Linked DNA regions of Homo sapiens: regions 2 and 3 are each linked to region 1. The links are chromatin contacts, found by Hi-C in ENCODE. All regions are on one chromosome and are shown on one strand. The core of a region is the stretch at or near the end of the contact, and the rest is flanking DNA. Distances in the headings are between cores, read along the strand shown.

Region 1 (4,059 bases), core at 823-3,322:
TAAACACAAGCCATCTGTATGAGACAAACTGTGGATTGGGTTCGAAGTGAAATGTGGAAAAAAATGAGCTGCAAGGTATGAAGGATGAAATGTCGGAGGCTGGTCATTGGCCATGATCCGAAGGAAAGTAGTTCAGTGTGGTAAAAAGACCATGGCTTTTCCAAATATCTGTCTCCTCTTCTTGAGGGTGATCCCCATGAGCATAACAGAGAAGCTGTTGAACATAAGCACAGGTTGATACAAAAAGAAACTTTGGAGAAAATTAGATAATTTTTTCACTGCAGGAGTTTCTTAGATAAGAATTAGTAAAGCATTTGTAGGGCATGTTTTGGAAAGACCAGGGAAAAGCCTTACAAGTATCAACCAAATCGAAAGGGTACTTGTGGTTGGTGGATACGTGGGCTTAATTAGCCATGGCTTTCTGGTCCTGCTGCTTCTTCTGTCTCCTGTGGCTGCTAACGCTGGGTGAAATTACTCACATTTGCAGACACTTCTGTGATCACATATTCACTCACTCAACCAATATGGCAAGTGCTGATTTAGTGGGCCAGAACAGAAATTAAAGAGCTAATGTCTGCTTTAGTAGCGCTTCTGTAGTATTTCTTTTTTCCTTCCTGTAATCATTTAACACATTTTATGATAGTAAATTGCATGCTATATCTGGCTCTGGCTTTCAACCAAAACCAAGAAAGAATACGTACCTGTGTTTATGCACTAGATATTCTAAGAAAGAAACAGAAAATAAACTCGTTAGCAAAGAGAGATGAAGAAAATATCTCTGAGGAGGTGGTATCTAATGTGACAAGGAAAGATGAGAAGCAGAAAATAATGAAAAACAGACTGGAAGGATGGTTACCAGAGACTGGGAAGGATAGTGGGAGAGAGAGGGAGGTGGAGATGGTTAATGGTTACAAAAATAATAGAAAGAATGAATAAGGCCTAGTATTTGATAGCACAACAGGGTGACTCTAGTCAATAATAATTTATTTGTACATTTAAAAATAATTTAAAAAGTATAATTGGATATTTGTAACACAAAGTATAAATGCCTGAGGGGATGGATACCCCATTTAACTCTGATATTGTTATACATTGCATGCCTATATCAAAACATCTCATGTACCTCCCAAAATATACACATATCATGTACCCACGAAAATTAAAAATAAAACATTTTAAATAATAAAATAAAATCATAGAAAAAGCTAGTCAAGAAAGCCCAGGCAAAGAAAATGGAAGGATTGCCATTAGAAGTAGAAGGAATAGAAGGAGGTGGGTTTAGTGACTCAATATAGATTAAGAAGAACAAAAAACTCATTTGCAGAGCCAATAATGAATCAAGTTTTCAGAGATCTAATCCTGTGATTTCTGTTATACTTTTCTGTTTCCACAACAGTAGAATGAGAATAAAATGTACTGAAGAGCCATGAGGAGGTAAAGGAAAAAAAAATACTCAAATTTTAGCAGGTTTTTGAGATCTCATGAGACAAATTTTATTTCCAGAGAATTAATAACTCTATAGGATAATATAGTAAGGAAAAAAATTTTAGGATACACAACCTATACTTATAAAAACATGCTATTTTCCAGCAGTAAATTGAGGCACTGGGGATGTTGAATGTGTTTTTAAAAGTATTTTGAAATTTCAATTAAAAAGTTTTATTGAAAATGTTATTCATGACAGTGCTCCACTTAATGTTTCAGAAAAGTCATTGCTGATGTCAATATCTATGGAAAATGTGACATAATTTTTGTTTCAGGTCAAGGACTGCAGAAATAAATTTTTACTAATGATTACTTCCTCATTTTAATGAGGTACTTTTTTAGTATTGTTACTCTAAGGTGGTGACACCTCATTACTTGGCAAATTTACATGGTTTTCAGATTTCTGATTTATAGAAAGAAGACCGTGTGAAGCCCTAATTCACTCAGTTTCATTATGTATACAACTGATTAAAAAATAAGTCATGAGGGAACCACTAACAATGTGACTGAAACTTTGTGGTTATCTGCTAGACTGTTGAACTAATCCAACACACACACACGGAAGTTACGTTCTCTCTAAGACTGTTATGGCAGAGCAACTTCCAGCTGCTTATCCAAGTTCTATGCCGTGTAGCCTGGGCGTGGGCGTAGCTGTCACATGAACGCTTCAGGGGATCTGTCAGCATGGGAAGGACAAGAAGGTAATGGGCTTAGGATTCCTGTTCCATGCCCATGCTTGACGAAAGCTTGTTTAGAATATTCTTCTAGGATTCTTAAAAGAACATTGGAATGTCCCTGCGTTATTCCTCAATGTTGGCTGTGCTTCTCTGCTGGGGAAGGGGCTTATCACATGCGACCAAAGAGGAGCACTGTCTAAGCATCATTAGTTTCATCTCTTTTTTTTTCTTTTTGCGGGGGCACGTCTCCAATCTCATTCTTTCTCTGCTGTCTAATTCTCTATATTCTTGCTTCTCAAGGGGAGGGTCATGAACCAGCAGCATCACCTAGGAGCTTGTTAGACATGTGGAATTTCAAGCCCCCGCCACCAGACTTGCTGAATCCAAATCTGCATTTTAACAAAGAAGCCTTACACGCACATTGAACTTTGAATCTCTCCTCTACATTCACACATGCACAGGTTTCCCCTATCTGGCAAGGCTATCATCATACCTTGCCCCTGTTTCCTTGCTCTAATTATATTTTTCCTTTCTGTTATGGCCTGACTTACATGTGCTGCTTCAGATATTCCCTCCAGAACGCTCTGCAATCTGGCTTCATTTCTACCTGTAGTAGCACATGTAAGAGTCATTGCCCCTCAGCATCCTTTCTCCTTACCTCCCTGGGGATCTACCCCTCCTCCCTTTTCAGACCAGGGGCTGCATACCCTTCCCCCAGGCTACTGCGTATAACCACATTAAGTCAAATACTGCATAACATTCCTTCTGACCATGGTGATTGGTGCCCACAATGAGATTGTTTTGTGACCACTTAGAGCTAATGAGAAGTAATCAGAATTGATTGGGACTTCTGGAGAGTAAGAGTTCTTACTTTTCTTACTGTGGGGTTTCAGGATGACAGGATATAAATGCTAGGGTTTCTCCTGCAATCAGTCCTGCCTTTAGACCCAGGCAGAAGTGGCTTCTGCTCTGGACCCAGGGTTATGGTTTTCCTCTAGCTCTACTTCTTCACACTGGTCAGGGAATCTGAAAGGCCATGAGGGTTTACCACCCAGAACCCATGATATCCCCTTCTTCAGGAACCCAAGACTCTGAAATTCTCTGTCCAATGTACTCCAGTCTTGCTCCCAAAAAATTCCTTGGGCTGTCTCTCAAGGTGTGTCTTGCTACTGGTGGTATTCATACTTCTCCAGCTTGAGTGGTGGCCAGGGAAAGGTTTCTAGGAGGGGAGTGGACAGAGCTTTGTTCTGTGTGCCTTAGTGTGCACATGTGTCTGTCTATCCAAGTCCCTTTGTTATACAGGATGGAGCTGAAGGTGAAGAGAAGCAGACACCGACAGCCACCACTTTTCATTATTGTTGGTAGCTCATGAAACCTACCCCCACCTCTGCTCTGGAATGTCGCTGATGATGTCTTCATTGCCACAACTATCCCTCTGTTTTCTTTTTTTTTTTCCACACTTACCCTTTCATTTAGCACTATCGGCTCCTTTAGCATTTAGAAAACTCAACTATTAAGTACTTATATTATGCAGGAGTCAACCCAGTCTGTTCCCACCTCCCACCCACCCCCACCACCTCCCTGCCTCAGGTCTCTTCATGTCCTTAGGCCCTTCCTATTAAAAATGGTTTTTATCAGTCACCTCTTCTCCTTCCTCACTGCAAATGTGCTGGTTTAGTCACTTCAGTGGATTTCAAACTAGTCTCATTTTTCTTTAATGCTTCCTCTACATAATCATGAGAATGACCTTCTACCAGGAAACTAATTATATTCCTTTCCTACTTAATCATCAGTGGTTTCTCTCCACCTAGAGAAAACAGACAGTCCTCATCACAATCTACAAATCCCTTTATGTCCTGTCCCTTCTTGTATTTTAACAAGAAGCCTTACATGAGCA
Region 2 (4,059 bases), core at 442-2,941, 200 kb before region 1:
GTTAGGGTGGTCGGGGACAGAGTTCAGTCTTGGGACCTTCCAACAACACTGAGGAGTAGCCTCAGCCAGATTCCTTCGGTTCCTCAGCACCATATTCTGGTCCTAGTCAACAGCTAGACCTCTGTGAAGGGAAACAGAGCCACAAAACCAACGTTCCTTTCACCCAAAAGAGAGACATTTCCATATGAGCTCACTTGTCTGACATAACCTGGGTGAGCCAGCAGATGAGACGGGTTAGTTCCCTTGACCCCTTTGTGGGCAGCACCTGGAGTGGCTTATTCCACTCAGCCTGTCGCTGGCCACTCCTTGCGGGAGGGAGTGTGTGAGTGAGCAACTGTAGGAACCAGAGCGAACAAATGCTGGAACTGGCTGGTCACTCCTCTCTGGAGGGAGCAGGCTCTATGCGGGCACTGCAGCAGCAGCATCCAAGCGTCTTACAACCAATGCTCTTTCAGCTCTGCCATCCAGGGACAGCTAAGTGCCAATCAGCTCAGTAGAGGGTCAAGGGGGCAGCCCCTGCCCTCTAGACACCTGGGCTCTTGTCCAGCATCCAGGAAGAATCAGTCACACTCACTGTTGAAAGGTGATGAATGTGGAAGACATCATTGAGCAGTGGCTGGCTCTCAGTGGAAAGAGAGGCTGGAAAAGGGATGGGAAGGTAATCTTTCCCTGAAGCCTGGCTGTCTCTGGCCAGGCTCCTCTGCGAAGACACACTATCTGAGGTTAGCCATGCCTATCTGTAGTCTCCAACACTCAGTTGCTTCTCTGCTTGTCGCTCAGCCACTTGTATTACTCTGCTAGCTGAAGTCTTTAATGAGCACAGGATAGCGGCAGGTTGGGCCAAAAAGGCAATATTTGGGCGGAAAAACGGGATTAGCCGTTTTCACTTAGGGCTGCAGTTCCAGGCTTAAGGGTGAGGTTTGGCTGGAAGCCCAGCCCTTCTGTATCACTAGCCCCCTTTTATTTTTCCTGGAAGATAAGAAACCCAGCTAAAGAAGCTCAGATGGCTCATATGATCTACTTATTCACACATGCGGCCTAGGCTGTCTATTGGCATACCTGTTTGTCCAGATGCTCTTTTTATGTATATTGTACCATTATTTTATTGGTACCTCAAGTCTGAGGGAGAAGGCAGGATTTCAATGAAGGCAAACAAACCAAATAAATAGGAGTATAATCTTTTCAGAACACCAAAAAAAAAAAAACACCCCACTAAGCCCCAGAGAGTTGGGTTTACTTTGGGCATGTAGAAATTCCTTGCACTAAAGGGAGGTAGATGTGCCCTGATACTGGACATCCTGGTTGTTCTTTCTCCAGTGGCCTGCCATTGGGGTATGCTTATGACTGCTTGAAGTAAAACCCAGACAGAAAAAGGGTGTGAGTGCATTTGTCTTTTTCTTTAAATTTGCCTCTTGCCTAACAAATTGGGAGGAAAAAAAATGCTAGCTGTAAAATGGGAAACTCAAGAGGCAGATGGTCCATGGCTGAGTCAATCTTCCACATCTTCTCCCTCTTAGACAGTTGCCTGTAAATAACCCTCGTCGTGATTTCGATTCTGCACCAATTCAAGCCGTGTATCTCGTGAGAAATGAAGCAGAATGCTGTGTTGCTTTTATAAAGTGGGTATGACTGTGTCAGTTCCTCATTTTTCAAACCCTTGTAACCAAAATTACCAGGCACAAAAATAGCGTGAGGATTAGATAGAAATATTTCTTGATACTGTTCAGTTCATTTACATAAATCTCATAGGTTCACCCTTTTTAACAAGGAGAAAACAAAGATTTCGGTACTGTGTTGTGGCTGGAGTAGGGGAAGTATTGGGTGTGCTTATGTATCCAATAGACTGCTTCTTAATCCCCTATCAAAGACATTTGTATTCTTTGATCTTGTTTCCTCATTTGAAATTTAATTTCATAAAGTAAAATCAGAAACATGAACTTTCTTGATAATGGTGAGGGAAATTCTGAGATCTTTTTTCCCCCCTTACAATGCAGGTCTTCCTTGAGAACACTAAATCCTTTGATAAGAGAACAGTTTACATAGCCTAAGGCACATTTAATCTGGTGCACTACTCATTAACAGCAAACTGTTTGCTGCCAGAAGTCCTCATATGGTATTCAATGTAGACCTCAGAGACCATGATAACCAGCACACTTACCTGGGTAATGTCTGAGTATCCTAGCAGAGAAAAGAGTTGGAGTGATTCTATAGATTGTTTCTCCATAAAATAGAACTGATCTAATAATTTAAGTTAGCAAAGAGCTAAATCATAAGAAAAAATTTGCTTTTTAAATCAGTTTACTCTGATAATGATCCTAAGAAATGTGGCTGCTTTTAGAAGTAAAGTATTTAAAAACAAACAAACAAACTTGGGAGATTAAGATAATTACTTAGCAAAGTTAAGATGTTGTTCTGGAATGTAGCTTGCAGAAATGAATCCTGATGCAAGAACGTCACCCCAGCCCCTAGGAAGGTAACAGGAGGAAGTGGTAATAAAAGTGTTGACCCAATTATATTTTTTAAAAGCCCTATCTCATTCTCCCAGTTTGCCTATAAAATCACTAAGTAGAGAATGGAAAGCAAAAAATAAAAGATTAAAAAAACTTAGAAGAATGTTATTAGGACATGGTATCATTGCCTGCATTGCATTAGGACTGCAGTGGGTTCTGACAGTAACGTGGTCAAACATCACAGGTTAAGGGCATAGTCCCCTACGACTGCCCACATCACAGACACCAGCTGAAAGTTCAGGGGACCCTAGGTCATCCTCGCTTCTGACCATCTGGCTCCAAATTCAGGGGTTCTCATTACCCCTTCCAGTGTGATAATTTGCTAGAATGACTCACAGAACTTAGGAAAGTATTATGCTTATGATTATAGTTCTATTATAGCAAAAGACATACCAATCAGAAGCAGCCAATAGGAAAGATGCATAGGGCAAGGTCTGAGATAGTCCTAAACACAAAGCCTCAGTTGTCCTGTACAGAAGGAGTCAGCTCGTGTTACCTTCCAGCACATCAATGTGTAACAATACTTATCACCAACCAGGAAAGTTCATCCAAATTTTGGTGTCCAGAGTTTCCCCTGGGATTTCATTATGCACGCTTGATTGATTGAATCATTGGCCATGTGGTTGAACTCAATCTCTAACCCCGCTCTCCTTCCCAGAGGATGGACTGGTATCACCTAGCTTAAAACCTCAAGTCTCTATTCATGTAGTTGGTCTTTCTTTACATCTGGCTTGACCATCACTGTGAATCACTGAATTAGCATAAACTATTAAAGAACCTACCAGGAGTTACCTCATTAGTATAAGCACAGGTGTGGTCCCAGAGGCCCACCGTGAATATCAGAGACACTCCTAACACTCTGGCAGTTTTAAGGGTTTAGAAGATAACTTCCAGTAACCACAGAGAAAAGCGAGCCAAATTCTTCATTTGACAAAAGGAAACCAAACTGTAGGAGAGTTGCCTCATAAATAAAAGGACATAGAAGTTTGACATAACATTTAAGTTTTTAGAGTATTTGTGTAATTATGAATACCTGAATAATTCTGGGGCACAAATTCTGTCTGTGCTTAATGAGCAAACTTCAAGGTGAAAGTATAGCATTCATTGCCCCAAATAGTAGCAAATTGCATTTTGAAGAGCATTTTTATTTCTGAGAGTTTCAAGTATCCAACATCCATTTTCATTAAACAAAGAGTGGCTTGAATTACCAGGACAGCAGAAAATTATGGAAGGTGTTAGATGGCTTTATGCGATAGAGAATATGACAATTTTTTTGGTAAAATGTAAAAAAAAAAAAGTTTTATTTTGATTCAAAATATACCTCACTGTATAAATTAATCTAATTTTTTGAAAGTAAATCAACATTTATTTTGACTTATTTTGTGTTAATCACCATCTTGCACAAGAAATATGGTCCACTGAAGGATACTTAAAAACTAATATGTTCCAATCTATGATTAAGACAGTGATATTAATTCACTGAGTTTTATATTTAAATGTTTACAATTAAATATTTGTATAATGCTAATTTTATTTCTTTTTTTCTAAC
Region 3 (4,059 bases), core at 944-3,443, 150 kb before region 1:
CTGATGACAGCATACAACCATCAACTCAAGAAAACAGAGTATCTACTAAGGTGATTCTTTTAATCAAACTCTTTTGATAAAAATGCTAAAATAATTGTTGAACAATCAAGTGGTTGATCATAGAGATCCCAACCGACTCCTCTTAATAATTGCTATATCCCAGATAGTTTAACTGCCCTGGCAGATTATTGCCTTACGTAACTGTGGACTTCTACTTTATCATTACGGCATAGGAAATGACGCAATTTCATGGTAATAATGTACATTCTATAGCTATGACTTGATGATTCACTGAGCACTGGATGTAGAAGGAAATTTAGATAGCCTCTAGCCCAATCTCTGTTGACTGTCAATGAGAAAAGTGAGGCACAGAAAGCAGAAATAACTTTCCCAAAGCAAAAAGCTAGTTAGTGGTAGGGCCAGGGATGAACTTCAGATTCCTAATTCCTAATCTAATATGCTTTCTACTCCTCCTCTCGAGATGACATGGCACTACTTTGTACCTTGTCACAGAAATTGAGGTAAAAATTTTATTTAAAAAATTGTATCTAATATATACATACCTGATAGGCTTCCACTACCAAATTATTGAGGTTTGCAGCCTTTGATTCTATTTCACCAGCAATGGTGCCTGGCAAGAGGGGTAGAAGATCCTATAAAACATATCAGTAGCATTTAAACAATGACAATAGTATGTAATGGGTTAGCAACCAACAAATAGTAAATATTTTTGTAGTTATCAGTTGAAGGTGAACCATTAAATGAATGAAAACCTATAAGACACAAGAAAAATATAAGCAACCTAGTAGAGCAGCCAGAACATATACCCATGTAGTGGTTGTGTGTGTCTGTACATGTGCATGACTGTGTGTGCATCCGGAATCACTGTACCTGATGACCTAAAAATCCAATCGAAATGCAGATGAGCATCTCCCAAATTTCTTCCATGGAATGTAAAGCCCAAGAGATTTTAAACATACAAAAGTTTTGAGGGCAAATGAGCTTGGGAAGTTCTGCATATGGTTTCTTCCACTTAGAAACATAAAATGCACATTTGCAAATTAAAAGTTTCAGAGTAGGCCTGCAATCTAGAAATGATTTAACATTATTTAATGCAGCATTTCCCAAAACTTCTTTAGTTAGGAAAAATCATAGTCACAAGTGGAAACTTCATGGGGTATGTGTTCTTGATGCATGCTGCTTATTATGGAGAAGACCGTAGGTATTTTTAGGGAGAATGAGCAAAGGCTTTAAAGGTCTGCATGAATCGAAGATGAAGCAAAAATAGAAAAAAGCCAATCTGACTAAAGGGCACGTACTTATAGGAAATCAGATGGTAAAAAGTTTTGAAATCCATTTATTCTTGCATTTTATCCTATTCACAAATATCCTTAAGTTCCTGCTGGATGCCAGCCATTACTTAGACACTAACAACTTGGCATCTCAAGTCATAAGGAAAAATGTATCATTTATAGATTTTAAAAATTCATTTATTAGACTTTTATTGAGCTCCTACTTTATACACTTTGGAGATGCCAAATCACTAGGTCACATAGTTTCCACCCTTAAGGATCTCACAAGCATATAAATGACAATTTCTTCACTAAACACTGTACATGTGAACACGTGAAACAATAGAGATGTGCACAGACCCTAATGAAAGGGATACCTGGCCAGCATTTGAGAGCTGGGGAAGGTTGCCAAGGACTGTTTTCTGGAGGAGATGACTTATAAGCCATGCCTTAAAGTATGAGTAAGAGTTAATAAAGTAATGAGGGAGAAGGGCTTCCAGACATGAGAAGCGAGGGTGGGCAGCAAGAACAAAGGCACAGAGGAGAGAATCAGCCTGGCTGAGTGTTTGTGCACAGGAGGATTAGAAGCATGGCTGGAGGGATGAGAAGCATCCCTGCAAGGCAAGGAACAGTGGGGCAATGAGGCCAGAAAGGCAAGCAGAGACATGGCCTCATGTGCCACCTTAGAGATTTGGTCCTCTAATTCAGAGGGCACCGCTGAAACTTTTACTCAAGGGAGTACTGTGGTCACACTTGTGATTTCAATAGATCACTCTGGCAGCCAGATGGAGGATGGATTATCAGCCATGAGGTTGTTAGAACCCAGGTGAAAGGTGATTGATAAAAAAGATCTCTAGGCAGTCAAAGGAGGTGACTACAGGGGCATGCATGGGGCTCACACCGGAGCTTCCCAGGCTTTGGAGCCAGTTGATTCTGACTTTGTGCATAATTTAGTTAATAATAAACCTGGTTTTATGGTTTATCAGTTAATGGCAAATTTTTAAAGGAATAGGAAGAAACTGCTAGAGCCAATAATGCTGCCAAGAAATAATGTTAGAGAAACAGCAAAGAGGAAGCAAAAGCTATAAAAAGCTGCATGGTATTTCAAAGTAAACTATTAAGCTTAGAGGTTAAGAGCAGAGGATTTGGGTTGTTAGAAACCCTTGGGCAAATATTTAGCCTCCCAAAATATGATTCCTCATCTTTAAAATGGGCATATTAAGATGACTGTCCTCATTTTTATGAGTTGCTAAGAGGATTAGATTAATAAGTATTTACAAACTCAATGCCTGACAATAGTTAAGTGTACAATAAGTGGAAGCTGTTACGATTGCTAATAAAGTGGTTTGGGCCATTTAATTTTGGCCAGAGTCCTACTTCTGCAGATGTTAGTTTGTTGTTACCTTAAAAAGTGGTTCCATGGTATATACATTTGGGTAAACAAGGAATTAAATAAAGTTTCACTAAGTCAGACACAGAAAGAAAAATAGCACATGTTCTCACCCATAAGTGGGAGCTAAATAATGTGTATACATGATGTAGAATGATAGATAATGGAGACTTGGAAGGGTGAGGGCCTGGGAGTGGGGTGGATGATGAGAAATCACTTAATGGGTACAATGTGTGCTATTCGAGTGACAGACACCCTGAAAGCCCTGACTTCACCACTACACAATCTACACATGTAACAAACTTGCACTTGTACTCCATACATTTACCCTAAATAAATAAATAAAGCTTCACCATAGATTTCTAAAGGAAGAAGTGTTACGATTAAAGTAGTGCTTTCAGATAAGGTAGGTAGGTAATAGGGAAACTGGTAGGGGGAACACCAGCTTGTGGCAAATGGAAATGGGTTCAAGTATTTATTGAAGCCAAGAAAATGTAATTTCTCTGCAGTTTTTAAAAATAAGTAGAGGGCACTGGGGACTGGCCACTGAGGGGAAATGTATAATTAGGGAGCAGATGGGAGAAACAAAGATAGCAAAGGAGATGAGGGAGACCAAGTAAACAGAGATGCACAATGAAAATTAGGGTGTCATAGCTTCATGAAAATGAGAACAAGAGAGTTTCTAGGAAGAAAGAGCCTTAAAGATTGTGAAAAGAAAGCTATAACAGGGTTGCAGAGGAACAGTTCTATGCTGGGGGGTCCATGGCACCTCCAGTGTGACACAGTTGCTGTCTATTTTGCTTGAGGGTCTCACCTGGCCCAAAAGACTCCAGACACCACCAAGATTATTCTTATGTGTGAAGGCTTTGACTGGCTCAGACACTTCGATGGCCCCTTTTGGTCCGTTATTGAATGACCTAGACCAAAGCTAGGTGTGTCAGTGCTATTTAGAATTAAGCTGATATTCTCTAATTTTAACCTATTATGAGGATATGCTCATGTACCAGAATAAGAAGAAGCACTCTAGACATGCAAGATGCAAAGACGGATTGTGAACTACTTTTTGCCTGATAAGTCTTCTCCACCATTGTCACATTTGAGACCACCCTAAGCATCAGGCTGGACTCAAGTGTATCCAATACAATTCTCAGTTCTCAGATTTGGTTCTAGATGTTACAAACCTAAATAGAATTTATGCTTAAATGCTAAGTTAAGACATTGTAAAGGATACTTTAGTAATACAATATAGAATTTAGATTGTACAAAGTATAATAATTCCAGAATCCTTATCTGTGGTTCTAAAGAAATGTCTTAATTTCAATTACCAATGAAAAAAATTTAATTTTAACATTTTCAGAGTTAACATACCTTATACCA

What was found. A loop is a pair of places that touch in the nucleus more often than their neighbours do. Pooled maps may share reads with other maps.
Region 2: a loop to region 1 is called in a pooled map, with 5 times the contacts of the local background. The contact joins two enhancer-like sites. A Hi-C loop is called at or near these places in 5 of 37 single-sample maps with no recorded cell type and 4 of 50 pooled maps.
Region 3: a loop to region 1 is called in a map with no recorded cell type, with 2.8 times the contacts of the local background. The contact joins two enhancer-like sites. A Hi-C loop is called at or near these places in 2 of 37 single-sample maps with no recorded cell type and 6 of 50 pooled maps.

The regions. Positions count from the first base shown.
Region 1 is chr7:20,236,869-20,240,927 of GRCh38, reverse strand. No RefSeq gene overlaps it. Among named protein-coding and RNA genes, the nearest start is that of GIRGL, 21 kb to the right of the region's middle. Within about 2 kb of position 2,072, at least 5 of the 41 ENCODE cell types and tissues checked have a DNase peak (open chromatin) inside an H3K27ac peak, as active enhancers do.
Region 2 is chr7:20,436,448-20,440,506 of GRCh38, reverse strand. No RefSeq gene overlaps it. Among named protein-coding and RNA genes, the nearest start is that of ITGB8-AS1, 110 kb to the right of the region's middle. Within about 2 kb of position 1,691, at least 2 of the 41 ENCODE cell types and tissues checked have a DNase peak (open chromatin) inside an H3K27ac peak, as active enhancers do.
Region 3 is chr7:20,391,490-20,395,548 of GRCh38, reverse strand. It overlaps ITGB8 (integrin subunit beta 8), which reads right to left. Exons shown (of 14, transcript NM_002214.3): 7 at 4,051-4,059; 8 at 564-653. Among named protein-coding and RNA genes, the nearest start is that of ITGB8-AS1, 62 kb to the right of the region's middle. RefSeq lists an enhancer at 1-572. Within about 2 kb of position 2,193, at least 2 of the 41 ENCODE cell types and tissues checked have a DNase peak (open chromatin) inside an H3K27ac peak, as active enhancers do.